Regions from separate parts of the Mus musculus genome. Here regions 1, 3, 4, 5, 6 and 7 are each linked to region 2. Evidence: chromatin loops called from intact Hi-C (ENCODE). Cell type or tissue: heart. All regions are shown on one strand. Links, peaks and the distances in the headings refer to the core of each region. The heading gives the core; the rest is flanking DNA.

Region 1 (4,303 bases), core at 172-4,171, 66 kb after region 2:
CCTTGGTTTCTGTTGCTTATGTTGTTATGCTTGCCTCCTGCCATCTGGTTATCTCTAGTGCTACCTGCCCTGGATATGTCTGAGTGGAGCCTGTCCTTCCTGTGATCCTGGTTGTGTCAGAACTCCTCAGAGTCAATCCTGTGATCTGGCATCCTGTGATACGGAGATCCTGGGTGTGTCAGAGCTCCTGGGAGTTAAGCTGCCTTTGGGACCTTGAGATCCTTGTGTGACCAAGCTCTTGGGTTCCTGCATCCTCTGATCCTGGGTGTCTTGGGGTACCTGGGAGTGGAGCTGCCTCTGGGTGTCATGGGGCTGGCTATGGAGTTTGCACCTGCTCAGGGCACCGGCCCAGACAGACCAGAAGGAACCCATGCCACTGGTCTGATGGAATTCCTGCATACTTGTGTCCCGCTGGTCCCAGTTACTCATGGTGTTGGGACAGAGGTTGTTTCTTCTTCCTCTCTGATTCTATCGGCTTCTAATGTTCTTAAATCAACAGGCTAAGAAAGGTATAACAGTTTTAGGAGTGGTTATTGATCCAGATTACCATGGGAAAACTGGATTGCTTCTCCACAGTGGAGATAAGAAGATTATATCTGGAGTGCAGGAGATCCTTTAGAGCACCTTTCTGTTATTATGTCATGTGGTTGATGTCAATAGGAAGGAAAGTACAACAACCCAATCCAGGCTGGATAACAAAGAACACATACGCTTCAGAGATGGAGGTATAGCTTGCTTCTCTAGGAAAAGAACTAATACCTGCCAAAGTGTATGCTGAAGGTAGAAGAAATGTAGAATGGATAGCACAGGAAGGTAGTTAAATACAAGCCAAAGCCATATTCCCTGCTGTAAAAATAAGATTTTAAAGAGTATTCATGTCCTATTTTTAAAAGTTATGCTTGTATATATATACATATCTTAAACATGTACTTGTTTCTTCTCTATATATTTGTCATGTAATGTAACATATCATTGAGATGTCAGATAAATATCATATTTAAGCTATGAGACACTAAAAGACTATGCACAAAGGATATTACCACCTATTCTAAAACATATAATGCATTTGAATACAGTGCATGTGGAATACTTATATCATGTTATGCAGAATGATAACCTGGCTATTGTTTTCATTTGGGAATTAAACATAACATAAAGAGATGTGATTGTGTGTCAAGCTGACAAAGGCTAGACTTGTGATAGTTAATCTTGGTTGTCAAATTGACTATTAACTAATACTCAAGTAGCTGGGTAAGCCTGTGAAGGATTTTCTTGATTTGATTATGGTGGGGGATAGACTGGGGGGAAGAACCCACCCTAAATCTAGAGCAAACCTTCTAGTGGCAATTCACATAAAAGAACATTGAAGAAAAAAGCATTTTCTTTTAGTTTGTTTGTCCCCACTATTACTGGCAAGTTCATATATCTGGTTGCTGATGCATTTCTTCGCTGGTGTTAGAAACCGGTTCTTTAGGATTCCAATGTTGAGTGAAGATCAGCTCTCAAGGAATTTTCTGGGACTCCAGTGCCACTCTGGGACTGTTGAGACATTCACTTTCCTGAACCAAACAACTCAGGGATTCTTGGCTTTTCCTTTGGGAGATAGCCATTGTTGAACTATCCAGGCCACAGTCTGTCATCCACTATAATCAGTTACACACACCTACACACACACACACACACACACACACACACACACACACACACACACACACACACACTTTATCAGTTCTGTTCCTTTAGAAAACCCTGACTAATGCGGTTGCTTTGAGCCTGTGCTCTGTGTCCTCTCTGACCTGGACTGACATGTAGCAGTCTGCTGGTCCCTCTGAGCTTTGCCTGACTTTACCCTGTAACAGCTGCTGCTTTTTTTCCTGGTGCAACCCCAGCCTGGGGCTGGCTTCCAGCTGGCTTCATGAGACTAGCAGTGAAAGGCCTGCAAGATAGTTTCTGATGGTCACTAAGGGACTAACTGACAGTCACTAAGGGACTAAGGAGTGACATTTTCCCTGGCAGCATGGCCTCTGAATTCTGGCGGATAGCAAAATGGGGTTTTTTTTTTTTCCCTTTCATCCTGGCTAGAGATAACTGGAGGAATGGAGCACCTCACATGAGGAATGCATCCTTGGATGTAGATCATTTTTATCAGGCAGGAAACCAAGAACACCATCCATTCTGCCTCTCATGAGAGCAAGAGGCATGTGATTACCAGTTTCACAAGGATGTTAAGCAGCAGCCAGGGAGATGCTGCAGAAAGCAATGAAGGCATGAAAGCCCTGGAATCAGTGCTTGGGACACAGACTGAGGCCCATTTCCTGAGAGCCCTGACAGAAGCCTTGGGAATACAATAGGGCAATGTTGAGAGTGCCTTTGCAGGTTTAAGTGGAACAAAGGATCCAGGGAGGGTGGGTGTTTCTCAGAGCAGAATCATAGATTTCTGGTGTCCAGGTGACACTCTCAGAATTGGAGGTAGTTATACTGAACAAAGGGAGCCAGGGAAGGAGGATTATAGTCAGGACATCTGGGGAAGGCTGTTTGACTGAAGTAGCAGTGTGGTCAAGACAGAGAAATAAAGTAAAAAATAAACCAGGTAAACTTAATGAAATAAAGCATAGGAATTAGGCCTAGAGATTAGTTCAAAATGAAGGCTGTGAACATCTAGTTTTTGAGAAAGCTTCTTGCCCTGTGGGGCTTATGGATCTAAGGTGTGTCCTCCCTACCGCCAGTCTTGAGCAGGTTAGCTCAGACCTCATTTGACACAGTTGCTAGCTCACCTAGGGTAGAGTCTTCCAACCATGGTAAAGTCTTTTGTCTGCCACATCTGCAGCTTCCTGCAAAAAGCTACCTGCTGAGCAGCTGAGCTTGTTTTCCTGACAGATCCTGACAAAGCAACCTTGAGACCCTGGCATAGTGGGGGATGGGTTCCTCCTACTTTATAAGCTCAGACTCATAGGTAAACATTGGGCCTCTATCAGAGAACTTTGTCTTGGCTCATAATTTCTCTCACCATCTTTCCCATCCAACCCCATCTTTACTTTCAGGAACCCAGTAACCTGTGGCCACTAGTGGCTACACTAAGCATATATGTAAAGTTAAATGTAATTGGGTGGAAGGCTGAGCCTAGAAACTGGTCGAAATTTTCTCAAGGACTTAGGGCTATGGACTCATTGAAATAAATTATATACTGTGACTTTTATGGGTCTGTGGTTTTTATTTTTCATTTATATTCTCTATGGTAAGGAGAACAACTGTCCTCATGTGAATGTACATGAGGGGATTTTAGACACTGCAGAATAAATGTTCTTCTACAGGTCTGATTGATAATGAATTCTGATTTGTCCCAAGACACAGAGTTGGTAGGTTGGAGGCAGTCTCTGACCCTTCTATCAACATTAGCCACAGTTACTATTTTCTCTGACCCACAAGTGAAGTGGCAATTGTTTTTTTTTTTCTTTCCATTTTTTATTAGGTATTTAGCTCATTTACATTTCCAATGCTATACCAAAAGTCCCCCATACCCACCCACCCCCCACTCCCCTACCTACCCACTCCCCCTTTTTGGCCCTGGCGTTCCCCTGTACTGGGGCATATAAAGTTTGCGTGTCCAATGGGCCTCTCTTTCCAGTGATGGCCGACTAGGCCATCTTTTGATACATATGCAGCTAGAGTCAAGAGCTCCGGGGTACTGGTTAGTTCATAATGTTGTTCCACCTATAAGGTTGCAGATCCCTTTAGCTCCTTGGGTTCTTTCTCTAGCTCCTCCATTGGGAGCCCTGTGATCCATCCATTAGCTGACTGTGAGCATCCACTTCTGTGTTTGCTAGGCACCGGCATAGTCTCACAAGAGACAGCTACATCTGGGTCCTTTCGATAAAATCTTGCTAGGGTATGCAATGGTGTCAGCGTTTGGATGCTGATTATGGGGTGGATCCCTGGATATGGCAGTCTCTACATGGTCCATCCTTTCATCTCAGCTCCAAACTTTGTCTCTGTAACTCCTTCCATGGGTGTTTTGTTCCCAATTCTAAGGAGGGGCATAGTGTCCACACTTCAGTCTTCATTCTTCTTGAATTTCATGTGTTTAGCAAATTGTATCTTATATCTTGGATATCCTAGGTTTGGGGCTAATATCCACTTATCAGTGAGTACATATTGTGTGAGTTACTTTGTGAATGTGTTACCTCACTCAGGATGATGCCCTCTAGGTCCATCCATTTGGCTAGGAATTTCATAAATTCATTCTTTTTAATAGCTGAGTAGTACTCCATTGTGTAGATGTACCACATTTTCTGTATCCATTCCT
Region 2 (4,303 bases), core at 154-4,153:
CAGTCCTCAGTATCAAAGGAGAGTGTGCGTGTGGGAGAGGGTGTGCTGGAAGAATGAAAACTCTTGAAGATAATTAGCTATTCTGTTGTTGGACTCCCAAGTCTATGTTGCCCAGGATGGTCTTCAACTCCTAGGTCTACTGAGTATTGCTCTTACTTCAGTCTCCCAAATAACTGGAGCTGCCCACAGGGGATTCACCTTGAGCTTATGGGAGTATTTATAGCATGAAGAACAGAAATGTTAAAAACATCCAGCTGTCTTGTATCATTGTTGTAGTCACAACAGAAATGAAATCTTTTTTTTTTTGCATAAATGCTTGTGAGGACATTTTATTGACATTTTTCATTACAGAGTCCACACTTACATATTTGATAAAAGAGCTGTCCTAAATTTTCCAGGTAAGAGTAAATAAAGTGCATACAAGAATAAATGCTGCAACATATTTGCTAAGTATTTATTTTCCAAAGTCTTGACCTCTGACTCTTAATGAAATGGCAGGAAAACAAGGAAGTTAAAAAGCACACCGGAAAAGCATTAAGGTTTTGGCAATCTGGACGAAAGCCAGGAAAGTTTAAGATATAACTGATAGCTCTCAGAATATTGTTTTCTTCTTCCTGTTTAAAGACTAAGTCACAAGCTTTGTTTAAAGAAACTCAACTTATCAAATGGTAGGTAGTTCTTATTAAAGTATACTGGGTTGCATTTGTATATGTTAAGATCTGAATAACCTTAGTATACGAGTGACTATGTGTCCTGATCAGACAACTTCTTATTCTAACAGGCATCAGTACTTGGATTTTTAATATTAAGAGGGGCTGGAAGGATGGTTTAGCAGTGCTCTTGCAGAGGACCCAGGTTTGGTTTCCAGCACTCACAAGGCAGCTGACAACTTGAACCATCTAGAACTCCAGTTCCAGGAGATCTGACGCCCTCTTCTGGCCTTCGTTGGCACCGAACACAGGTGGGTGGGTACATGCTGGTCAAACACCCACACAGAATAAATCTTTAAAAAGTATATTAAGGCTGCTTTATTAAGTATATTATACCTGCTTTACTGAAGAAACTCAACTTTTCTGAGATAAAATGACAAAACCTAGCTGCACCATAAGTTTAAGAGATTTGGAAAACCACCTTTAATATCCTCCGTCTGGAAATGACTGGGCTTTCGGTTATCTTAATGTACAGTTTTCCAAACACACCTTCAACTCACTTATCAGAAACTTCTCAATTACCTGGGAGATTAATACACGAAATTGTGTGCCCCAAAAAGGGAAAACTAAGAAAGCTCATTCAAAAATCCAAAACCAAAAAACTTTTAGGTGAATAACCTCAAAATATCTTTTTTTTTAAAGGTAAAAGCCACCGTTTATATTTTTAGTGGCAAGGGATACATATTAAATCCTAATAAAGAAAAACAAAACACCAAACCATTATCAACCATCAACCATCTGGTGGTTGTGCCAGGTGTCAGCTGAGAACACTAACAGAAAAAAAAATTGACATGATTAAAATCCGCTAGAGCTGATATTGAAGCTTCTCAAATGTGGCCTTGTGGGTCATCCTTTACTACCTAAGGCTGGACAGAGCAGGCAAGGGCAACTTCGCAGAGCTGCGCGCTGTCCTACGCCAGGAGCTACGGGTTAGCCCCCACCCCCTGGCCTCTGCAGGGCACGCCCCCTTCCTACCCACCGCCCCGCTGCTCCCCTCCCTCGGCGCCCGCGTCCTCCAGGTCACCTTCAGGCGAGGGCGGGACTGCCTGGCACGGGCCACCCACCTACCACCCCCTGCCAATAAAAATTCGGAACTCGCCGGCCCGGCCCGCCTGCAGCGCCCAATCCCGGCCGCCCGAACGATCTTCGCCTCGGGTGCCCAGGGCTTGGGGGCGGGAACATTGGGAACTAAATTAAGAAGCAGAGGGCCCTGAGAAGGAAGCGGGCAGCCGGGTGGGGGCTCCCCCGGGACGGCCCGAGGCCGCGCTCCCGGTAAACAAAGGCTTCGCGGGGGCGGGTAACGGTCAGGTGACCACGCCCCGCATGTTTCGCAACTGTGCTGCTGGCTGCTATGGCCCCAGCACCCCGATCCTTATCCGTGCTAGGCGACAGCACTCACGGTCACCCCACGGAAACTCCAGGTCCGAGGCCGAAACACTCCGGCCGCTTCCACCCTAAGTGTATTGCTGCCGCGGGGCTCGTCCCTGCCCTGTCCCCACGCCCGAGGCCGCATCGGGCTTCTGGCAGCCAGGGACCTCGCCTCCCTCCCGCCGGTGCCGGGGATCAGCGCCGCGGTCGCATGCCGCTTGGAGCGGCCACCCTGGTACCTCTCGGCGCAGGCTGGAAGCGGCACGAGCGGCGACCCCCGTCCCTGCTGCGCCGGCGTCTCCTCGAGCCACCGCCAGTCTCTGCCACTGCTCACAACAAAGGAAACATGTGACCGTCGAGCCAAAACACTTAGCGTCACCCACCCTTGGCCAATGGGGGGGAGGCATCCGCCTTCCCGGAGCATTCTGGGAGACGTAGTTTTTACTGCCGGTGGGCTCTCAGGCCATCTGGGTTCCGCTAGAGGGCGGAAACCCAACCCCGGGCTGCTAATTCCAAACATTTATTTAAGGTAGAATAAGATTAAAGGAATGCATCTTGATCAAGACAGAAGTGGTATGTTGATTGTTTTCAAAGAGCCCTTTACATCCCAAAGCCAAAGCACAAGACCAGGACTTAGCCAACCTTAGAGCTTGGAATAAGGCTTGTTTTAATTACCATGTTCTAACACACTTGGGAAATCAGAGGGCCTGAGAGGTGGAGTGTACTAGAAGCCTGGTCATAATTGCAGAGGACGCTTTCTTTGTAAATCTGTCAAGGTCGCTATCAGAGCCTCAGTTACTTTTTAAATTTAATTTAATTTTTGTCTTAATCAGATGCAGGAGTTGAACAAAAATTGTAACAAACCTTTATTTTCCGAGGCACATGGAATCTTCTTCAAGATGTTTTGTTTCTAGGAGATTCCTTTTCAAGGATGGCCGTCCTCTGCTCTTGAAAATGTTTGGATAGTTCTGGCTTCTGACAAAAGTTACGTACTTCTTCCTTCTGCACTTCATTAAGACAGCCTTGCCTCCGTTAAAATTAGATGTGTTGCCACAAGGTAGAGAGAGAGGAGCAGAGTTGACAGGCAGGCCATTTGATAAGCTTTTAGGTCTCCTTTTCATGTTCTATTAACTTAAAAAAAGCCTACTGAGTACTTCCTGGGGCGCGGGGGTGGGGGGTGGAGTGGGGGGGACCTTTCTTTGACTTTTCTAAGATTTATGGCTAGGCCTGCAGTAAAACTGCTTGCCACTCTGGCTTGACCAGTTGGTGCTATCAGCTTAGAGAGTCCTTTCTTTGGTTTTCTCTTGTCAAAGCAAGAAGATTTATTTTCATATTCTCTCCTTCCTTCCCTCGTCCTTTTCCCCTCCTCCCCTCTTTTCCTCCTCCTTCCTTCTCTTCCCCTCTCTTCTCCACAAATTGATTTAAACAAGATACATAACTTGAAGGAAAACTATCTAGAATTCTTTTTAAATTGTCTATTATTATTATTATTATTATTATTATTATTATTATTAATTCTTTGTGTGTGTCTGTATTGGCTATCTGAGTGCTGGTAAAGATCAGAGTCATTGGGTCCCCCTGGAGCTGCAGGTGCTGGGAGCTGAAATCCAGATAGAGCAATAAGTGCTCTTAGCCATTAAGTCATTTCTTCAGCTCTATTTATTTAAAAATTTAAAATTTAAATATGTTTTGTCTGCGTCTGTGTACCATGTGCCTGCATGCAATGCCCATGGAGGCCAGAAGAAGGCACCAGATTCCCCAGCACTGGAGTTGGTTTCAGAGAGTGTGAGCTACCATGTAGGGATGCTGGAATTCTAGGCTTCATCCTCTCTCATAAAGCAGTCAGTGTTTTTAACAATGGGGTCATTGCTCCAGATCCTTTATTTAGGTTGCAAAACAGCGTCTTAATGTTTCTGAGGCTGACCTCTAATTCATTAGTGATAGAATTTTTATTTTATTTTATTTTATTTTATTTTTTATTTTTTGGAGGGAGATTTGAGAGAGAGAGAGAGAGGGAGAGAGAGAGAGAGAGAGATATGTTTGAACTTATTCGTTTTTCAGGCAAGCATTTTATTAATGCTTCAGCAAGCAGTACAGTAGGGCCCAAAGTGAGAAACTTAGTTTCACTCAAAGTAAAAAGCAAGGTGTCTATTCTTTTTTTTTTTTTAACAAATATTCTTTTTTTGTTTGTTTTTGTTTTTAAAGATTTACTTATTTATTGTATG
Region 3 (4,303 bases), core at 95-4,094, 370 kb after region 2:
CAAGAGCAACTCAAGAAGGAAAGAATTTATTTGGTCTTACAGGTTATAGTATATCATCATGGGAAGCCAAGTCAGGAATTCAGAGCAGAACAGAAATTGAGTCAGAGACCATGGGGACCACTGCTCACTAGAGAAAGCTCACTTTCTCTGGATGTTCATCTAGCATTTTTACACAGTCCAAGCCCATCTACAGAGGGATGCTACCGCTCACTATGGGATGGGCCCTGGGCCCTCCCTCATCATTTGAATCATGAAAATACCACACAGACATTCCCATAGGCCATGAAGACAGTCTCTCAATTGAAGGTCCCTCTTCCCAGGTGTGTTAGCCATGGAGATTAACCAGCATAATACACAACAAATAGATGTTTTAAAAAATACCAAAGAATTTGTATCATTTGCCAATTTATGCATGCAGAGAAGGAACCAAAAGCTTCCTTTTAAAATTAATACTTTCTTTCTCTTTAGCTTAGATTAGACAAGATAAGAATCCTGAGAAACTGGTTTTTGAAATACAACAGAACAAGTAGTTAGAAAATAGCTTTTGCCTTTTAATGATAAAAGCTAAAATTTATATCAAAATGTAATGCTCTAGTTATTATTATCTTAGGATTTAATAATAGCAGCCTCTGTCATATAAGGGTAATCCAAACTGCTTATAGGTGCTAATTTTTATTGTTGGTATGGTAGCTCCTAAATATCCACCATGAAAAGGAAATTAACAGAGGTAGTCAACAGACATATATGTCTATGATTTTGCATATATTATTGCCTTAATAAAAGGCTCATATTTAACATTTTATGTTAGGAGTATTTTTGAAGTCTTAAGCATTCAGGTGAGTAGTAGACATTGTTGGGAATTCATTGAAGATTCTAGTCCTCATGGCCCTGCATTACTGCCTGCGTCTGTCCCTTCTACAAATCTTTGGGTGATACCCAAAGTCACCCAGCCAGTGACACTTGCCATGTTCTCTACCAGGGATCACATAGCCATACTTTTTGAGTATGGATCTCCCCTAATTCTGCAGCTTCCACCTGCTCAGCTCGACCTCCCATCCTGTCTCCATTCCTATGGAACTTCATAGTGACATTAGCCCTGTTTCTCACCAGTGACCCTGTAGTCACTGGTAGAGAGAGGCATAGCAGCGTAGGCCCAGATGGGCTACCTGTGCTCCCTCCAGCTGCCCATGTCACATTCAACATTCAGGGTTTCCCTGGAACCCACATCCTGTGCCCACATCCAGTCTAGTGAATTTCTTGAATCCTATTATACTTGTGCCCCATTAGATTCAGCAGACATAGCCCAAGCTGCACCAAATAAAATATCCTATTTCCGTCTTGTCCCCCTGGGAGCATTTTAGTGCTCCATCCTGTGAGAGTTCGAGAGAGCAAATGAGAAGCAGAGCCTTGTTTTTTGTTTTTAGATTTTTTTATTTTTATTTCATGTGTATGTGTGAATGCCTGCAGGTATGTTTGTACACCACATACATGCAGTGCTTGAGAAGGCTGGAACAAGGCATTGAACCCTAGAACCAGAGCCACAGGCAGTTGTGAGCCACCATGTTAATTTTGGAGACTAGATGGGTCCTCTGAAAGATCAGCCAGTGCTCTTAACCCCTGAGTCATCTCTCCAGTCTCGCTTGAAAAGCAGGTTTGTCTCTTTATGCTTAAATTCCTTTATCATTTATTTTACATGATGGGATTAAACACAGCCTTGTAAGGATAAACATGCAGACGCTCTTAGCCTTTGTACCAAGTTCTCTGTTAGCATCTGACCCTCAGCCATAGTTATCCATCATCCTCTGGAAGACAAGAAGAGGAGCCCAGGCCTTAAGCGTGGCTTTAGAGAAGATCCTCTGCTACCAATGGAAATCGTGAACTTTGGTTGACATTCTGGGGTTGAACGTTAGGAATGTGCTTAGTTTAAAGGAATAGAAAAATATTGCTGGTTTTAAAAAGAAATGAACTAACCGGAGCTCTTGACTCTAGCTGCATATGTATCAAAAGATGGCCTAGTTGGCCATCACTGGAAAGAGAGGCCCATTGGACACGCAAACTTTATATGCCCCAGTACAGGGGAATGCCAGGGCCAAAAAGTGGGAATGGGTGGGTAGGGGAGTGCGGGGGAGGGCATGGGGGACTTTTGGGCTAGCATTGGAAATGTAATTGAGGAAAATACGTAATAATAATAATAATAATAATAATAAAAGAAATTAGTTCACTCATTTAACATCTTTGCCAATAAGAACTGTCAGCAGGATATACCATGGTTACATTCTGCCACCTAGTGGGTAATAAGAGAAAAGGCACAATTTTGTCTTCAAATTCTAATTTATCAAAAACATTTATTTTGTTAAGGCTACTTTATCTATCTATCTATCTATCTATCTATCTATCTATCTATCTATCTATCTATCTATCTATCTATCTATCTATCTATCTGGGGTGCAGCTAACTTTATTGATGGTATTCAAGAGAGTAGGGAGGGCTCCCTAGGCCCCTCCTGTTATTATGCGGGTCTGGGATGGAAACTGTGAGGGAGATGCTCAGTGTTGGGGGCAGAGTTGGGATAGGGACTCCTCAGCAACCGAGGGCCTCTCTTTTGCTCTCAGTGTCCTTGCTCGGGTGGGTGGTCCAGGGTTTCTTACTTCTTGGAGGCCATGTAGGCCATGAGATCTACCACCCTGTTGCTGTAGCCGTATTCATTGTCATGCCAGGAAATGAACTTTAAAAAGTTGTCATTGAGAGCAATGCCAGCCCCAGCATCAAAGGTGGAGGAGTGGGAGTTGCTGTTGAAGTCGCAGGAGACAACCTGGTCCTCAGTGTAGCCCAGGATGCCCTTCAGTGGGCCTTCAGATGCCTGCTTCACCACCTTCTTGATGTCATCATACTTGGTAGGTTTCTTCAGGCGGCTTGTCAGATCTACAACGGATACATTGCGGGTAGGAACACGGAAGGCCATGCCAGTGAGCTTCCCGTTCAGCTCTGGGATTACATTGCCCACTGCCTTGGCAGCACCAGTGGATGCAGGGATGATGTTCTGGGCAGCCCTTCGGCCATCACGGCCCATTAGCGGGATCTTGCTTCTAGAAGATGGTGATGGGCTTCCTGTTGATGACAAGCTTCCCATTCTCGGCCTTGACTGTGCCATCGTGGGTGGAGTCATATTGGAACATGTGGACCATGTAGTTGAGGTCAATGAAGGGGTCACTGGTGGCAACAATCTTCACTTTGCCAAGTGGAGAGCAGACAGCAGCCCTGGTAACCAGGCGTCCAATACAGCCAAATTCGTTCACACCGACCTCCACCATTTTGTTTACGGGAGGAGGCTGGCACTGCACAAGAAGATGCGGCATTAAGGCTACTTTAAATTTACTGACAGCTTTATTTGGTAAATTCTACTCAATATGTTTAATCAGAATTACACATTAGAACTATAAAATTATTAAAACTATATTCCCTAATCCATGCAGGGAACCATGTGGTGTGAACTACAGCATTTGTCTACGAAGGTCTGTGGTTCGCTTTTCCTCTTACCCAACCTCAATTAACAGTCTACTTATTTTGCCACACAGCCTGAAAGTGACTTCAAAACTCAGAGAACAACTCCTTTGCCAGCTGCTGGCTTTGAGGACAGTCATTCTCCACATATTGCAAGAATGTATCTGTCCTTTAAAAGTTTGCTGTTATCAATCAATCAATCAATCAATCAATCAAACAAAAACAAAACAAAAAACCCATAAACCACCAACCACCACCAACAACCTGTCAAACCTTTCCCCCACCACATATGGTGTGTGTGTGTGTGTGTGTGTGTGTGTGTGTTTGTGCGTGTGCATGTGTGCTCTAGTTTAAAACCATTTGATACTTTTATAACTGGTTTCATATATCCTGAGAGTATATGATGATGAGGCATGGCAAGTGAATTCTACCCCAAAATAAGTATGCTAACATACTGGAAAGACCAGAGTTGCCCAGAGCCTTGCTTCAGTTTTACTGTGGTGATTACTAGCCATGACCATCACAAGTACTATTTATTGAATTTCTATGATGAACAGGGATCTCATTTTTCTGAATTATAGCTAATCTTCTTACCAGCATTGTAAACTAGGAATTATTCTGATTTTAGAGATTTTTTTTTTAAAAAGAAGTTGTGTGGTCAAAGAGAATAAATGACATCTCTATTGAGTGGCAGTGAGACTCAAACCCAGATCTGCTGATTTTGAGCAGTAGATAGTGGCTGCCTCTCTGCTTACTTGCATCCGTTCTGGTGACTGAAAAGATCCTGACTGAGACTGTGTGC
Region 4 (4,303 bases), core at 109-4,108, 200 kb before region 2:
CCAGGTCACTTCCAGCTTGATTTTTCTGTCCTGCAACCAAAATCTGTCTTCATCATAGAATCTTACTATATAGTTATGGTGGGAAACCAAGAACAATGGCAATAGGCTATACTGTTTGTGGTGCAGGGCTCCTACCCAATAACTCAAAGGATGCAAACACACACAGCACTGGGATGTTCACTTAATACCTTATGTCTTTTGGGGGTACCTGTGTTCAAGATATTTTTTAAATTATATTTTTTAATTAGTTTCCAAAATAGTGGGTTTCTATAACGTTTTGAGCTGCTATTTTGTGGTGGTTTGTTTGTTTGTTTGTTTATTGTGACAGTCTTATTATATAGACTATCTAGCTTCAAAGTTTCAGAGATCTGTTTGCCTCTATTTCTCAAGTATTGGAATTAAAAACATGCACTACCATGCCTGGTTTGGTGTGTGTGTGTGTGTGTGTGTGTGTGTTCAGGAACCAGAAGAGGGCATGAATCATTTGGAGCTAGAATTTCAGGAAGTTGTGAGTTACCTAACATGAGTGTTGGGAATTAAACTGGGGGCTTCTGGAAATGAAATCTTCTTAATCCACCAGTTGTTCCTCCAGCCTCCATTAGAAACAAAACAAAACAAAACAACCCTTAACTAAGAAAAAAAGCCTTTACTCCCAGCACTTGGGAGGCAGATGCAGGTGGTTCTCTGTGAGATGAAGGCCAGCCTGCTCTATAGAGTGAGTTCTAGGTCAGCCTGGGCTACACAAGCAAAACCTTGTCTCAAGAAACAAACAAACAAACAAACCCCCAAACCTAAAAGAAAAAAAACCACAAAACACTGGTAGCACGTCATGAATGAGAAGAAAAAAAAAAAAAGAAAGCAAGTGGCTGGACTAGGTTGATAGAGAAAAACTAAAGGAGGGAAATTAAATAGGAGGGCAACAGGGACAAGGTGGGTAGTGAAGTCGTGGCTAAAGGTAGAGTGGAGGGAGGGAGGTAAAGCAATGCAGCAAATAGCCTAAAACAAGCCAAATTCTGCAGACTCTGCACAGACCCTGAGAGTCAGGCGGCCAGCCTGTGATGTCTGGGGAGTGAGAAGAGGGGTGGAGATATATATGACGGACACAGGCTGGCCCACACTGGTTCTGGTTTCAGTTGGCTCAGTCCATCCATCTTTATGTTGGCCCATTTGGCCTACACTGACTTTGAAAACATGGACAATAAGAAACAATTGTGTATTTAATCTGTGAATGAAAACATAGAGTCACACAAAGTGGGTATCCCTTAACAACCAAACTCCTCTGCATCCCATATCTAGAAGCTACAAACAATGACTGGGGTCCCTTAAGCATCTCCACTGGTGCTGCTACCCACAGTTATGCAGTGTGTTCTGACTCTTTCTGAATAAGGGTCGCTCCCCATGTTCTTCATTCTCGAAGCCTGGAAACACTCAGCCCAGACCTTTACCACCAGTAACAGAAGAGTTTCTAAGGGACCCCCACCCCCACCCATTCTCCTTTTCCCTCTTGAAATAAATGAGATGACAGAGTAGTCCTGGAGGTGCTTCTGATAGACTCCAATCTAATAATATAAACCAAGGGCCATAAAATTGCAGAGGGAGTTAAAAAGTCTCTTTTACTATAAGTGAGGTTTGTTGTGAGTTCTAGAAAATTGCGGATTTATAGTTAGGAAAGGAAACATGCCATGCTTAGGCATTACACATGATTCCCTGCTACTGTAACATTCTTATTTGAAACATTCCTGTAGAAAGGGAACATTGTTCTCAAAGCAAATGTTAATTGTGCTGGGATACTTGACTCTCAGTTGTCTAGAGATCAACCAGACTCAGGTGTAGGAGACCCTCTCCCTTCCCTTGCTTCTTCAACTGAAACACTTGGGGCTCTGTCTTTGGCTATCAAACTTCAGTAATGGAACCACCCCAGAAATCTCATGCTGGAAGGAAAAAGCCTGAGTTTCTGGGGGCAGCCAGTAACTACAGAAGGATTTGCAACTTGTCAAGGGGGCAGGCTTGGAGAAGGAGGCTGGATCAGGGGTCGGGGGTGACGGGTGAAGGGTGATTGGTGAGGGGACACAATTTCCTTATACTGCACACTTCTTGCCTTCCATTTAAACCTTATCTTTATGTTAGACCTGGAAGATGAACGTGGGGAGTCATTGAATTTCATCCTCTCAGTGTGGTCCCATTTAATAAATCGTTTTCTGCTTTTCACAATCAGACAGATGTCCAAGCCTGGCGAGTTAAGGTTGCCACTGTACAGGGCCATTTCCCTTTTCTGAGACTATAAAGCACAGTGAAACGGTGTCTTGTGGTTAAATGTGATAACCTGAGGGTGTCTGATAACACAGCGTTACTCAAAGCCTCAAGTTTTCCCCAGTCACTCTCACCAGAAACTTCCAAGGTGGCGCTGGTCTGAGAAGAGGAAGACCGGAACTGAACGGCCTCCAGGTGGCGCTCTAGACCACTCCTCCGCGCTGTGTGGCTTTTTTTTTTTTTTTTTTTTCTTCGCCCCGGAAGTGATTTCTAGGCCGGGGTTAGAGAGGTCGGGCCATGGTGGGGCAGAGGTTGGGAAGATGGCGTTGCAAGGTTGGGTACAGCGAGGCTGGCGCTGCGGTCCGGCGTGGGCGCCTCCCTTGGGTGGCGGCTACCGGGAGCTCTCTGCGACCCAGGCCCCGCGGCTGCTTGGACGCAGGTAATGGCCGCCGCTTCCAGCTCCCCCGGCTTCCCATGAGCTGGGGTTGCGCGCATCCTCGGGGGATAGGTAGCCGTGTGGGGCTCCCGCTTTCCATTGTTTACGAGGTCTTTGCTAAAGCTGACTCCTCCCTGCCTAGCTTTTCCTTGGTCCTCCTTTCCCTACTGGCTTCTGGGTGCCGAGCCGCGAGAGGTGTCTGGCCGAGCCCGGCCCGGTTCTCCGGACCCGCGGTCTTTCCTAGTAGTTCCGAGGGATGTGATGGAAAGGGGAACTTCTGAGCGTTAATTGCATGTCCGGCTCATATTCTTGAAAGGGCTGTACTGCTGTAGGAAGCACGTGGCCTTTCCGGCCGGCCGGATCTTACATGAAGTGTAATAGAAGAGAAATTCCATAGCAGTTGAATTAATACTGACGTTGAAACTTAGTCCGAAGATGTCAACTTTGCAACTTCTACCTAATTGATGGTACCATACACACCAAGGGGCCTGAGGTCTTTATAAACGTGTGAGCTAGCCAGAGATGAGATTGAGCCTGGCGAAGGCACCACCTGATCTTAAAATTCACCCGAGGTGGGCACAGGTCTGTAATCTCAACTCTCAGTAGTCTGAATCAGGAGGATGGCGAGTTGGAGCCAAGCTGGGAAAGGCTGAATTATAAATAAATAAACAGCACCTGGACTATATGTAGATTCATTTCCCAGGTGCCACCCAAAATCAGAATCTTGGAAAGTGGCGAAAGCGGAAGAACCTGCTCCTCAAGTGAAGCTTATTAACATCTGTGGAAAAGTTGCATATGGTGTAGCTTACTGGCTAACGTTTAAAATCAGGCATTGCTTTTAAACAGCTTGGTGTGGTCAGACTTGCTTGTAAGCAGGGTTAGGCGTTCAAGGCTAGGCTGGGCAGCAGAAGACTGGAAAAAAGAAAGGAAGAAAAAAGTCTTAAACAGGTGGAACTGGGGAGGTGCCTTGGAGGTAACAAGATTTCTGTGATCCTGTTGATTTGCTGTGATAGTTTCGGGAAAAGGCAGCAAAAGAAGTGGACACTTCATCTCTGAGGAACCTCATTGGTAGGGTGCTTGTCTCTAGTAACACCACAAAACTTGTCAAAAGAGTTTAGCCTACCTATCATGGTGGCTCAGGCTAGTAATCCCGGCACTTGGGAGGTGGATTAGGAGTAGGAGCCAGACTGTCAGGCCACCATGGATTACTTGAGGTCCTGTCTAACCCTCCCCTCAGTACATGTGGTATTAAAATTTATATGGAAACTTGGAAACTGACATTCTTAATCTTGTGGTTATGGGAGAATGCATTAGATGAGAATGTGGGTGAACCTGAAGTGGCTTTGCTCTTGTCTCCACATGTATGAACTTAATAGGGAATGGGAGTTGCTCGCTTTGTAATCACTAGTCTGTTTTGAGCCACTGTGGTTCTAAATTAGCATGAAGAATGAGCCAGGCCTTGTGGCTCTAAAGAGGTCCCAACGTTTGCATTTTATAAACACTTTATGTGGTGATACAAAGGCAAAGGTGATACAAACACAAGGTCCTCAGGCACCTGCCAGCCCACACACGGTTCTCCCTTTACAGGAGTTATAAGATTTTATGATATGGTTAAGT
Region 5 (4,303 bases), core at 127-4,126, 120 kb after region 2:
CCTTTGGGCCAGTGAACCCACCTGAGATCAGCTTCTAAATAAACCTGCCTTTATTATACTCTAATCTGGCTTAAATTGGCTTACTTCACTGGAAGAGAAATAATCTATCAGTGCTTATAAAGACTGAACTAGTTAATGATGAATCTTAGAATATATTTAGGTTGACACATGTCTTAGTTAGGTTTTACCGCTGTGAACAGACACCATGACCAAGACAACTCTTATAAAAGATAATATTTAATTAGGATTGCCTAACAGGTTTAGAGGTTCAATCCATTATCAGCAAGACAGGAACATAGCAACATCCAGGCAGGCATGATGCAGGAGGAGCTGAGAGGTCTACATCTCATTCCTATCTGGCTACATTCATTTTTTTTTTAATTAGATATTTTCTTTATTTACATTTCAAATGCTACCCCGAAAGTTCCCTATACTCTCCCCCCGCCCTGCTCCCCTACCCACTCACTCCCACTTCTTGGCCCTGGTGTTCCCCTGAAATGGGGCATATAAAGTTTGCAAGACCAAGGGGCCTCTCTTCCCAATGATGGCCTCATTAGTAGTTTTTAAGGCATGTGAAAAATAAATATAAAACAATAAGGAGTTTGGTAGATACACTCATGAATGAGAAACTGAATTTTATTTTATTGTGTGTGTGTTTGGGAGGAGGTAAGGAGCTAGAGCAGTTTTGGCCTTATGTCTATAATTTGAGAGAGTATGGTATAAGTTGTCATGAAGAGGCTCATGTCATTGTGTATTGTTTTCAGCATTACCAGAGGATATAGTTAGAAGCATTTTTATGATTTGAACCTGAAATGTCATGCCATAAGCCTATGTCTTGAACGTTTATTTGTCAACTGGTGTTATTAGGGAGGCTATGGAACCTTTATGAAGTACAGCCTAATTTGTATAATTAGGTCATTTAGGGGAAGGCCTTTGAAGGTTACTGGTACCCTTCTGAGCTACCACCATGTGAACAACATATGCCACGTGGTGTTATTGTTGGAGACTGACCCACTATCCCATCCGCTTCCAGGCATAGTGGGCAGATATCCTGGACCAAAATAAATCTTTTGTTCCTTAAATATTTTTTCTGTCAGATAATATGATCAGAACGATGTAACTAATACAGAAGACTGATACCAGGAGTATGGTCATAGCTTTCATTAAATCTGAGCATGTGATTCTTAGGCCCTTGGAAATCATTTGCAGAAGGAAGATGGAGAAATTTGAAGGTATGTGTTAGAGAAGCCCTAAAATTCAGAAAGAAAGTTTATAGGGATATTCAGAAGAAAGGTAAGGCTCCAAAGGGGTCTCAGATAGTGGGAGACAGAGAAGTCCCCCTATGCAGTTCCTCTCTGAAGTCTTAGTTGTTGATGCAGGTATAAGTAAACAGATAATAACTGGAAGCAGAGGTTTGCGTGAGGTGGGAGAGGACTAAACCGTACTCCCGGGAGACACAGATAAGCTACCTTCCCCCCCCCCCCCACCCCCACCAGATCCCTGATCTACGCACCCACTCAAAGACATTCCTAACCCTGTGACAGTCCACAGAAAGAAGAGGAGGAGTTGGTGGTGTTTGTAGTAACAGGATGAGAAAGTGTGAGACTTCCTGTTATGTATGTGTGACAGCTGGTGATAAGTGGAGGGGCCTGTGCAGGAAATCCGTTCAGCTTCTGCAGTGTGACCTCCCCGAAACTTGGCAGCTCCTTTAGTCTAGACGTTGATGGCAGGACAAAGAGGCGCCTGCACCATGAGCGATGTGGTAGAGAGGAGCTTGGAAGGACCCTTAGCACTGACTACAGACAAGTCCTCCCAGAAAAGGGGAGACTTGGTGGAAATATTAACTGGGGAGAAGGTAAAATTTGACGACACGAGACTTTCTTTAATTCTTCAGAACGGCCTGGAGACGCTGAGAGAGGAAAATGCTTTGACAGACGTCATCTTGTGTGTGGATGTTCAGGAATTCTCTTGCCATCGAGTGGTGCTTGCTGCAGCCAGCAACTATTTCAGGTCAGTCTGCTTTGAATCCGAGTCAAACTGCATGTATATTGCAAGGAAAACATCTGTAGATGCGAGAGCTCTGTAATCTACAAGACTGAGCAAGCTCAGTCTGATTTGTTTGCTGTTACATTTATGGTTATATATATTCTTACATAGAGTATGTTAGGTATCATGTTGTATTATATATTACCTTATGTACTATGTATAATATAAATATGTATGCTTATACACTAAGGTTTGTGCCTACTTAAAATGTAAGAAAGGAAACTATCAACCTTTAGAATTTTGATTTAGGTCAAGAGAAACTGGGACCATTTAGAAGCAGTATTTTATTATTTATTACTTGGAACCTTTCATCTCATCCTTGGTCTGATTCCACCATTCGGATACTTTTCTTTGAAAGACTTAATTCTCTGTCTTAATATCCTTTATCATCTCTTAGAGTCAAGCTAACATACTTTAAAAATATGTTTTGTTATCTTTTACCTTGACAAGTGTACTTTGGGAATGATAAAATTGAAAATATGCTTTAAACACACACACACACACACACACACACACACACACACACACACACACCACACTATGTCCTTGATTTTAAGGGTGTGACGTTACTTAAGCCAGGGGGATTTTTTTCCCCTCTTTCTTCAGTTTGACTAATGTGTTTAAAACATGATGTTGTCTTTGTTCATCAGTAGAGGTAGAGAAAAAAATGTGGCCTCACTCTTGGAGTTATCACATAACGTGCTGAAAATTAGGGGTTTCTGGTGTACAAGGAGTGGTGGGAAGGACAAACAATGCAAGAAGCCTCTGGATGTGAAAGGCTCCTGAGGTGTCATAGTGAGATGACACTATGTTTCCATGTCACTTGAGCCCTTTCTTGGCCATGAGATTTTAGGCGACTCTGAATTTCAACTGGTAGATGGGTATAGTGACAGTTTTCTTTTATCATTGTTGTAATGATCCTCTTAGTGAAAAGATCTCACACAGTGCCTGGTAGATACATTTGCTCATAAAATCTTTGTTGAAACCTTGTATGAATACAGCTGGACCAGCATTGTCAACATTAGTGTGGTAATGACAGAGAACCAGTGAGTAAGGATGGTGTGGATAAGGGAGGTGTTTTGGAAAGTAGGGGGAAAAAAATCACTTTATTTTTAGTGAGATTTTCCTACCTTTCAGTTCTGGTTGAGGATTTTAAGAAAATAACATGTGAATATATATAATATTTTCAAAAATCACATATTTCAAATAAAATATGATTATACATAATCAAATATATAAACATCAAGCAAGTACATATACATATATAGCTCAGATCATTCATTCATATATGTATTTGTATTTTATTTGGGGTAGTTAGGAGAAAGTTTTTCTTTAGAATTCAAACAACAGAGTTAGACAGTTGTATGTAAAGAACTCCCATATGTTGACAAGGCCAGAGGCAGAGCCTATGTGAATTGAGGGAAGTCATGACTGCTTTCTACCACAAACAACGGTCACTGGTTTCGCTTTGCACTGGCATGATAGAGGTGACAGATGCCCCCTTTTCAGATGTGGAAATGAAAACTGCACATTACTTACCTGGCCATTGCAGGAGCAAGGATTCCACACATTCTAAGAGTCTTTGTTTTAACTGACGTATGAGTTGCCACTAAGTATGGAGCATCATTCTATCTGCAGCCTATCTTGGTAAAATATAAGCATGGTCATAAAAATGGGTTGACACAAACACACTGCTTAACCTGCCCCTGTACTGGCCACTAGATTTCCCATTCAGGAGGGAATGAAAGTCAATTTGTCTCAGTGCCCTGGGTATTCCTTTTCAGTTTATTCTTTATGTTTTGAGTCACTGAGAAATTGCTATCATTGGTTGGTAGTTTCATAGATGTGTTTGCTTGCTTAGAAGACAGGACTATTGGCTGGCTTCCCCTGAGACATCAATTTTTTTCTGGTTCTTGGGCTTCTCCTCATAAACAGAAGGTGCTTTAGTTCAGATATGTCCTTGCCAGTGCAGAAAACACTCTGTTGGTCCTCAAGGCCAGTATGGCAGTAAGAAGCTGGAACACACACAGGTGTAAGTGTCTGCCTGTGGATGTAGACTTTCTTAACCTTTCTTTTGATTTACATCTAGGTATTTCCAATGTAGTTTTCATCCTATAATGGATACAGGTCTGGCTATAGGACTCTGTTTTCTGTTCATTGAGCAACTGTGTGGAATAGGCTTTGTATCACATGCACTTAGCCCATTTAATGTGTACAAAATTTTGTGTTCAACAATTTTGTGCATAATAATATTGTG
Region 6 (4,303 bases), core at 237-4,236, 130 kb after region 2:
TGCGAGCACACACACACGCACACGCACACGCACACGCACACGCACACAGAGAGACAGACCCACAGAAAGAGAGATACATGTATACAAAGACAGATAGACTGACTTACTGACATAGACACAGAGATACACACACATACACACACACACACACACACACACACACACACACACACACACACACACAGATAGGCAGACAGAAAGACAGACAGACAGGCAGGCAGGCAGAAAGACAGACAGACATGTGTACACAAAGACAGACAGGTAGACTGACAGACATATAGACACAGAGATATATACCCAGAGAAACAGACAGAAAGACAGCAGACGTGTACAGAAAGACAGACAGACTGACAGACATATAGACACAGATACATAGAGACAGAGGAGACAGAGAGAGACAGAGACACAGAGAGAGGGAAAGACACACAGAGACACACACACATAAGTCAAGGTTACAAAGATATTTGTTTGGATATTTAGTGGAAGGTGATGCGATGAGGCATTGCCTACTTCATTAGATTAAGGGAGGAATGTAGTGCCTGGCTCTATACTTGGTATCTAACTGCAGCACAATGGCTGCCAAGTGTAGCAGCCCAGTTAGAGCCAGTGGTGGAGCTCATGCTTCCTATACAAAACATCTGATCTGAGTATGAGTTGGACAAGAAATTAAGGCAACACAGAATATGACTGAAAGTGCTGTGATTTGAAACTGGGTTTTATGATGGAAGAAAGTACTGCTAGCCAACACACCATGCAGCTTTCAAGTGATGATGCTGTCTAAATGTGGGGGCATGAAGATACATGTGACAAGCACTTGGTGGCTGTGAAAGAAGAACATTGAGAAGTAAGTCGTGTCACAGAAGAGAGAAGACTTCAGAATTATGATTTATTTTAAAATAATATATTGCTTCTATTCGATATTTGCTTCAATATGATTGTAGCAATTACACTAGCTTCATAAACTAATTAGACTACGAATAATGTCAGTTGCCTCTATAATTATATCAAGGGTCCCATCTAAGTTATCATCTGTGGCCAGGACTAGGATTTTACTGTTGATGTTGATTTTATCGTATTCATGTTGTCTCATTGCCTAGATGTGTAAGAAACAGAGTCTGGGGATAGGCCACGTCATTCCTAGGGACCATAGATGAGCATCAAATCTTATGTATGACTTGGCTCTTGTGGAAATGATTCCTGTTTGTGTCATAATTGGCTTGGTAGTTGAAGGTAACAGATCCCAAAGTATGGAAAAGTATGTATCCCTGAAGGGTTCAGGGACCAAGATAGTTGGTAGGAGGATTAGCTCTGTTGAAGTTGGGGTTAGGGAGGGATTTATATAGTCTGGCAAAAGACAGGATTGTGGAAAGGAAATCCATTACAATGTAGCCTTGATGAATTTTGAGTAATAGGTTGCTACTAGTTTAGTCAATTTCATTGGCTCGGTTTCCTGGGGCATTCTAAAGATGCCAAGCCAATTATTTCTCTCAGGGCTGCTTTCCTGGTGATGTCCCCAAGTCATGCTCCTGACATGCTGCCAGTGCTCACCATCTGCCCCTTTGACTGGCAGGAAACTATCCCTCCTTATGGGAGGGTGAAATCACTAACTTTATGCCCTTTGTAACTCATCTCCTCCTTCCCACTATTTTAACAATATGACTTTCATTGAAGCAGAAGCGTGTCATGTAAGTGTGTATCTGAGTAGGGTACCTTGCAGCCTCTAACTTCACTAGCTGGGATGTATAAGGAGCATTGTGCATGCTCCAGCTGTCAGTAGACCTCATTCTCTTATTTCCTGGATCAGGAGTTTGCCCAGCAGCAAATGTGTGTACTTGGGAGGTGTTGACCCACTTCTCTTGCTTCACAACCTGGGTATAGCCAAGTGAGGGAAGTTATAGAGAGGTAGGGAGATCCTGAGAGCTGTGGCCTCGTGGTTAGATTGGTTTTTCTCTTTAGTCTGTAGGTTTCCTTCAAGGAGTTTCTTAGAACTAGATTAATGACTATAGATTCTTTTAACTTATTTTTATCATGGAAAATTTTTATTTTTCCTCCCATTATAATAGATGGCTTTGCTGGGTGTAATAGTCTAAGTTGGCACTTATTGTCTATAAGAATTTGAAATACATTTTTTTCCAGGCCCTTCCAGCTTTTACGTTTTCATTTGAAAAAAGAAAATCTGTTGTTCTGACGGAATTGCCTTTATATGTGACTTGCTGCTTCTCGCTGGCCACTTTCAGTATACTTTCTTTGTTCTGTACATTTAGTGTTTTAATTATAATATGACAAGAGGAGGTTCTTTTCCGGCTTTGTGTGTTTGGTGTCCTAGATCCTCCTTTTATTTTAAGTTCTAACTTGGGTAACTTTTCTGTTAAGATTCTTTTTTCCTTTACTTTTAAGAATTATATGATCATGTGTGTCTCCCATTTTGCCCTTTCAACTTCCTCCAAGTTCTCACATCGCAGCCTTCTGAACTTTATATTCCCTCCCCTTTTGTTATTATGCCCACTAAGTCCAGTCAATGCTGCCCATATGTGCATGGGTGTGGAGCCATCCTCTGAAGTATGCAACTCCTACTTCCCTACCAGTGGCCACATCTTTCAAAACTAATGATTCTTTCTCTTTCAGCAGCTATTAGCTGTCAGTAGCTCCTCAGGAAAGGGTGGGGTTTGGAGAACATTCACCCTATCTATTACATAATTGTCCCTGGCATGATCTTAAGTAGTTCTTGTTCAGCTAACGACTATTACTAGGAATTTTAAGTGCAACTGCCACGCCATGTCCAGAAGATGGCATTTTAGGCTATGGTTATTTTATGTTTGTGTTCCACTCTATTCATCATCTCTTTCTTTCTGCCTCTTCTTCCACTTGTTTTGTGAGCCTTGATGGTGGTGTGGTTAATGTAGATGTCCCATTTAGGGCTGAGAACCCAGCTACCCACTCTCAGCACTCTGCCCAGTTATGCACTGCTCCACTGACTGTTGCCCACTGCAAAAAGAAGCCTCTCTGACCAATGTTGAGAGCGGCCCAAGTCTGTGGGTATAAGGATAAATATTTAGAGGAAAAGTAGACATCATGAACATTTAAATAAATAAAAACAACAGGTTCAACCCTGGGGTGACCCAGACATGAATTCCCTCTTGTGGAATGGGCCTCAAGTCCAACCAGGAAGCTGTTTTCTCATAAAAGTCAATCCACTAAGCACCATTAAGCATATCATGTTTGGCAAGTTGATATTGTAGCATGAAGGGTCAAGTGCTAGATAAGATTATTGATGTCTTTTCTCCCCCAGCAGTCGGCACAGGAGGATCCTAGCTTGTTTGTGGTTCCTTCCTTCCTTCCTTCCTTCCTTCCTTCCTTCCTTCCTTCCTTCCTTCCTTCCTTCCTTTTTTTAAATTTTTTATTTTTTGGTTTTATGAGACAGGGTTTCTCTGTGTAGCCCTGGCTGTTCTGGAACTCACTCTGTAGACCAGGCTGGCCTCGAACTCAGAGATCCGCCTGCCTCTGCCTCCCGAGTGCTGCGATTAAAGGAGTGCGCCATCACGTCCGGCTTTCTTTCTTTCTTTCTTTCTTGCTTGCTTGCTTGCTTGCTTGCTTGCTTTTCTTGCTTCCTTGCTTTCTTGCTTTTAAAAAAGATTTATTTATTTATTTATATTTATGAGTACACTGTAGCTATCTTCAGACACACCAGAAGAGGGTGTCGGATCCCATTACAGATGGTTGTGAGCCACCATGTGTTGCTGGGAATTGAACTCAGGAACTCTGGAAGAGCAGTCAGTACTCTTAACTGCTGAGCCATTTCTCTAGACCTCTGTGGTTGATTTCTATATGTTCCACAACCAAAGTGCATGGTGTCTTCAGCACTATGGTCTTACAATGTAGTTGTGATGGGTAACCAAGGAAAATAGGAATGGCTCATACTGTTTTGTAGACCTGTGGTACTTAACTGGACTATAACTCCAGGGAGGTATCCCATGCCTTGTACTTTCAGAATTCTTTTAAAACTGTATCTTATATCTTCAGAACTATATTCTTCTGTGCCTGTTATCTATAGATTTATCTTTTTCAGAGTGTCCCCTATTCTGCCCTGCTTGAATGTTCCACTTCTTCCATGTCGTCTTCAAGCTAAGCTGTTCTAGCCTCTGTTGATCTATTCTATTGATGTAACTTCCATAGAGCTTTTGATTTGACTATGTTTTTCATTTCCAGCAATTCAGATTCATGTTTCTTCATTATTTCTCTCTTCGTGGAATTCCTTTTTTATAATTTGCATCAATGTCCTTGTTTCATTTCAGCTGTTTATGTT
Region 7 (4,303 bases), core at 60-4,059, 140 kb after region 2:
CATGTTTTTAAATTATTTATAGAGTTGTTGGCTATGGGAATGTATTATTTTTAGACTCTTCCCTTACTGTTGTACGTTTAGGATGTGTCTGAGTTTGGCTGGCACACACAACTCACTGATGAATGTTCTTGTGGGATGATCACTTTCTGGTCTGACTTTCTTCCCTTTTGTTAAGTTTTTACAGCTGGTGGATGCCTGTGCCAGCTTTCTCACAGAAGCATTGAACCCGGAAAATTGTATTGGAATACTGAGGCTGGCAGACACACATTCTTTGGACAGTTTAAAGATGCAAGTCCAAAGTTACATCATTCAAAACTTTGTTCAGATTCTGAATTCCGAGGAGTTCCTTGAACTTCCTGTGGACACTTTGTACCACATCTTGAGGAGTGACGACCTGTGTGTGACTGAAGAGGCTCAGGTGTTTGAGACTGTGATGAGCTGGGTCCGGCACAAACAATCAGAACGACTCTGCCTGCTCCCTTGTGTCCTCGAGAATGTGCGTTTACCACTTCTGGATCCGTGGTACTTCGTGGAGATGGTTGAAGCAGACCCTCTTATTAGACAGTGCCCTGAAGTCTTCCCGCTGCTTCAGGAAGCCAGGATGTACCACCTTTCTGGCAATGAGGTGAGTTGGACTTGAGAGGTATTTCATTTTGTTGGGAATGTAAGGCATTATCCAGGGACTCTTGTCCACAAGTCCATCATTCCTGAATCTGGGCATTCCTGATCTATATAATGGGGATGATATCATATTTTCACACAGCTGTTGGGAGGCTTAAGTGAGACATGGACACCCATGGCCCTGTGCCTGTCACATCCGTCCTCTGCCCAGTTGTGTGCAGTCTAGTCAAATCACCATTCTAAAGGGGTTCTACTTTCTCCCCTTCCTCTGCTCTTGTGAGAATTTGCATCTGTTATTCTTTTCTGACATTGCCTAGATTCAGAGTCTCATCATTTCTTCCCAGATTTCAGGAAATCCCTTAGACCTTATCACTGTGTTCCCAGTCTGTCCTGCCTCCAACTCATTCCCACCCTGGTATGGTGGAAGTTGCAGGTGTCAACTTCACCCCTGGTCTGACCTTTTTACTGGCTCTTCATCACTTTCAGAAAGATACCCATTCTTTCTGCTAAAGCTCTCTAAACTCCACTTTGATGAAATATCTCCTTCCCAGGTCTCTGCCATAATTTACCATCCACTTCTATTGTGTGTGTTTGTGTTTTATTTTTCAATTAAAAACAAATTTAATTTAAACACGTATTTTAAATTAAAATATAATTATATAATTTCCCCTCTTCTCTTTTTTCCCTCCAACTCTTATGATCAAATGCTTCTGTTTATTTAATTGTTGAAATGTTTAATTGTTTGTTTGTTTGTTTTGTTTTGTGAAATGTTTAATTGTTTGAATGTATACATTCTACTGTGGTTTTGATGGACTGCATCTAGTTCTTAAACAAGCAGATGCTATCTAAATGTCTTCTTTTTTTCTTCCTCTACTTAACTTCTGCTTCTACTCTAAAATTCAAGCTAAGGTCGCCTTCTCCAAAGAACCCTTTGTTTTCTTATGGTCATTGGTTCAATATTTGGTCATGAAACCAAATACCACCTGGCAACCATTGAATTCATTATCTTGTAAATAGTCTAAACTTGCAACTTGTTATAGTAGGAACTAGGACCTACTGAACTTTTCATCTCTAGATTTTAGAAATCCCTGGTGTGTTGAGAATGTTCAATATTTATGATTAAATGGGCACCAAGATAGCATTTATACCTATATATTCTCTTTTGCAATTTCTGAAGATATCTTTTACTTAGCATCTTATAAAGACACGGCAGGGTTTAGTGAAGGGACAAGCTAACAAGAAAACTATATTATAGGCAGAATTTGCTATTGATTTACACACATGAAACCTCCTGTGTACCTATCGCTGTGTGAAAGCTCTAAGATTAGCCAGAAAACCTCATCTGCAGGCTACGGTAGAAACCTCAGCCAAAAGTCTGGAATGGTACCTGTCTGGGAGTCCTCTAGAAAATGTCCCCTTATTGGTGTGGATCTCTCTACTTTTTAGTTTTTCTTAGACCTGTCACCTACCTATTCTTCACAGGTGTCCTGAGTGTTTGGTATTATAGCATTTCTCAAGCCTCAGATTTTCTTTGAGAGAGGAGGTTTTCACTTCAAATTGCATCACGTTAATGCTGGTAGTATCTGTTTCTTTTCAAATGGAGTTGCAGAGAATTTCTCCATCCATAAAAGTAGCTGGATTTAGTGGCATAAAACTGTTCATAATTTCTCCTCATCATCTGTACCATAAATATTTGGTTAGAGAGACTGGACAGTATGGAAGGAACTACATGTGCTCTGAGTCCTGGGAGGAGGACATTATTTGAAGCCATTTTGGAGACTAGGTACTACAGTGATTTACATCATAAAAAGTAGTTCACACAGAGGCCTTGATTACCTGTCTTGCCCATCCATCCATCCATCCATTCATCCATCCAACCATCCATCCATCCATTGACTCATAGAAGACCACAAGATCCATGTACTGTTTTTCCTGGTGCTAAGGATCCATTAGAGAAAAAGGACTGTCCTTATAGTAAATTACAAGACTGTCCTTGAAGCATTGCCTACAGTATTGAATTCCTCACTGAACAAGGATGCCTGTTTATGTTGTAGGTTGGGGACAGAAACCAGGCTGATGTTGGGAAGAAAGCTGCAGAGAAGCGAAGTTTATCTTTGGTACCAACTCATTGCATAATACTTTCAAGTGTCTCCAAATTCTTTATCCCTCCTGTCCCATCCTTACTCTATGGATTTCCTACTGTTTATACTCTCAGGCTTTGAAACAAAGGCTTTATTTCTGTCATACACACACTCACAGAGCCACACACACCTTTTAGGCTATGTTATGGCTGTCTGTGGTCAAGGAGCTTTATTTCTTTTAAGGAAGTTCCTCTTTGGATCTGAAGGCTTGCTGTTTCCTGCAGGGCTCCCTTTCCTTATAAAGATCTTCTGCATGGTGATGTATGTCTCTCTCTGTCTCTGTCTCTCATGCATACACACACACACACACACACACACACACACAGATGCACACACACATATATATAACTGTATATGCATATACAGAGGGTCTCTGTGCCTCTGTCTCTCTCATATGTATATATAGATATACATATTCTCACACACAAGTGGGCATACACACACACACACACACACACACACACACACACACACACACACACCCACCCTTTCAAGGCCACATTATGGCTGTCCGTGGTCATGATGCTTTATTTCTTTTAAGGAAGCTCCTCTTTGGACCTGAAGGCTTGCTGTTCCCTGCAGGCACCCCCCCCCCCCAATAAAGCCCTTTGGAAGGGTGATGTGTGTCAGTTCTTTCTCATGGATTTGCTACCCTGTTCTTTCTTTTTTACATTATGATAATAGGTATTGAGTAAATGTTAACTTTGACTTTCATTCCAGGAGTTTAGGTTTCAGACAAGGTAGTAAAAGAGGCAGGAAATGCATTTGATGGCAAATAAACTCTTGTCTTAAAATAGCAACAAAATGACAGGTAACATTTATTCAGTACCTATTACACAGTAGGCCCTGGATCAACACATTCTGTATCTTATGCCATTTAATACAACAAGCCTAATGGGTTGTTAAGATCAAATAGTCATTACACAAATGATGAAATCATGGTCAAGGAGGTAAAATCATGTGGCCAACGATGGTGGAGTGGAAACTGTGGCCTGCTTTTTTGTGGTTCCGCAGCCTGCACTTTGCACTGTCATGCTGTGCTTCCTCTGTTTACATGTCCTCTTCTTGGTTTCTAGATCATTTCGGAGCGCACCAAGCCCAGGATGCATGAGTTCCAGTCTGAGGTGTTCATGATTATTGGCGGCTGTACAAAGGATGAACGATTTGTGGCAGAGGTAACCTGCCTGGACCCCCTGAGGCGCAGTCGCCTGGAGGTGGCCAAGCTCCCACTGACAGAGCATGAACTGGAGAGTGAGAATAAGAAGTGGGTGGAGTTTGCATGTGTGACATTAAAAAATGAGGTCTACATATCAGGTAAGCAGGAGGCTAGCACTAAAGCACTTCCCTAGTAGAAAGCATCCTTCCCTTTCCTAAGTGGAAAACCAACCAACTACCCTGTAAGAATATTTGAGTTCACAGAGGTCTCGCTCTGTCTCGGTCGGAATGTGGAACCAGGAGCTCAGGTGGTCTTATTCTGGAGAAAATATTATCACTTAATAAATAATGAAATATGAGCAACACTGTATTAAGATATGTGAGGA

The links. Peaks named below come from ENCODE experiments on the same cell type or tissue, not always from the same donor. Only the 100,000 strongest peaks of a DNase experiment are listed, where the experiment ranks them.
Region 1: a loop joins it to region 2, with 2.5 times the contacts of the local background. A loop is called at or near these places in 5 of 42 quality-filtered maps.
Region 3: a loop joins it to region 2, with 4 times the contacts of the local background. A loop is called at or near these places in 15 of 42 quality-filtered maps.
Region 4: it touches region 2 in a loop (4-fold over the local background); 2 of 42 quality-filtered maps call a loop at or near these places.
Region 5: a loop joins it to region 2, with 2.7 times the contacts of the local background. A loop is called at or near these places in 11 of 42 quality-filtered maps.
Region 6: it touches region 2 in a loop (2.6-fold over the local background); 11 of 42 quality-filtered maps call a loop at or near these places.
Region 7: a loop joins it to region 2, with 2.1 times the contacts of the local background. A loop is called at or near these places in 8 of 42 quality-filtered maps.

What each region holds. Positions count from the first base shown.
Region 1 is chr16:20,030,095-20,034,397 of GRCm38, reverse strand. No RefSeq gene overlaps it. Among named protein-coding and RNA genes, the nearest start is that of Klhl6, 49 kb to the right of the region's middle. In heart, for the core only: no CTCF peak of the experiment used is centred there; a DNase peak (open chromatin) is centred at 1,877; H3K27ac peaks cover 430 bases.
Region 2 is chr16:20,095,686-20,099,988 of GRCm38, reverse strand. It overlaps Klhl24 (kelch-like 24), which reads right to left and starts at 2,435. Exons shown (of 8, transcript NM_029436.3): 1 at 2,318-2,435. In heart, for the core only: CTCF peaks have their summits at 936 (motif pointing left), 2,561 (motif pointing right) and 3,803 (motif pointing right); DNase peaks (open chromatin) are centred at 948, 1,878 and 2,498; H3K4me3 peaks cover 1,893 bases; H3K27ac peaks cover 2,107 bases.
Region 3 is chr16:19,722,320-19,726,622 of GRCm38, reverse strand. It overlaps the pseudogene Gm17799. Among named protein-coding and RNA genes, the nearest start is that of Lamp3, 18 kb to the right of the region's middle. In heart, for the core only: a CTCF peak has its summit at 2,306 (motif pointing left); no DNase peak of the experiment used is centred there.
Region 4 is chr16:20,300,595-20,304,897 of GRCm38, reverse strand. Parl (presenilin associated, rhomboid-like) reads left to right here and starts at 2,536. Exons shown (of 10, transcript NM_001005767.4): 1 at 2,536-2,689. The coding sequence starts at 2,571. In heart, for the core only: a CTCF peak has its summit at 2,421 (motif pointing right); a DNase peak (open chromatin) is centred at 2,617; H3K4me3 peaks cover 2,060 bases; H3K27ac peaks cover 1,513 bases.
Region 5 is chr16:19,980,424-19,984,726 of GRCm38, reverse strand. It overlaps Klhl6 (kelch-like 6), which reads left to right and starts at 1,678. Exons shown (of 7, transcript NM_183390.3): 1 at 1,678-2,010. The coding sequence starts at 1,724. In heart, for the core only: no CTCF peak of the experiment used is centred there; a DNase peak (open chromatin) is centred at 1,676; H3K4me3 peaks cover 2,864 bases; H3K27ac peaks cover 2,312 bases.
Region 6 is chr16:19,961,485-19,965,787 of GRCm38, reverse strand. All of the region lies in intron 2 of Klhl6 (kelch-like 6), which reads left to right. Among named protein-coding and RNA genes, the nearest start is that of Klhl6, 19 kb to the left of the region's middle. In heart, for the core only: no CTCF peak of the experiment used is centred there; a DNase peak (open chromatin) is centred at 2,607.
Region 7 is chr16:19,953,226-19,957,528 of GRCm38, reverse strand. It overlaps Klhl6 (kelch-like 6), which reads left to right. Exons shown (of 7, transcript NM_183390.3): 3 at 176-625; 4 at 3,839-4,076. Among named protein-coding and RNA genes, the nearest start is that of Klhl6, 28 kb to the left of the region's middle. In heart, for the core only: no CTCF peak of the experiment used is centred there; no DNase peak of the experiment used is centred there.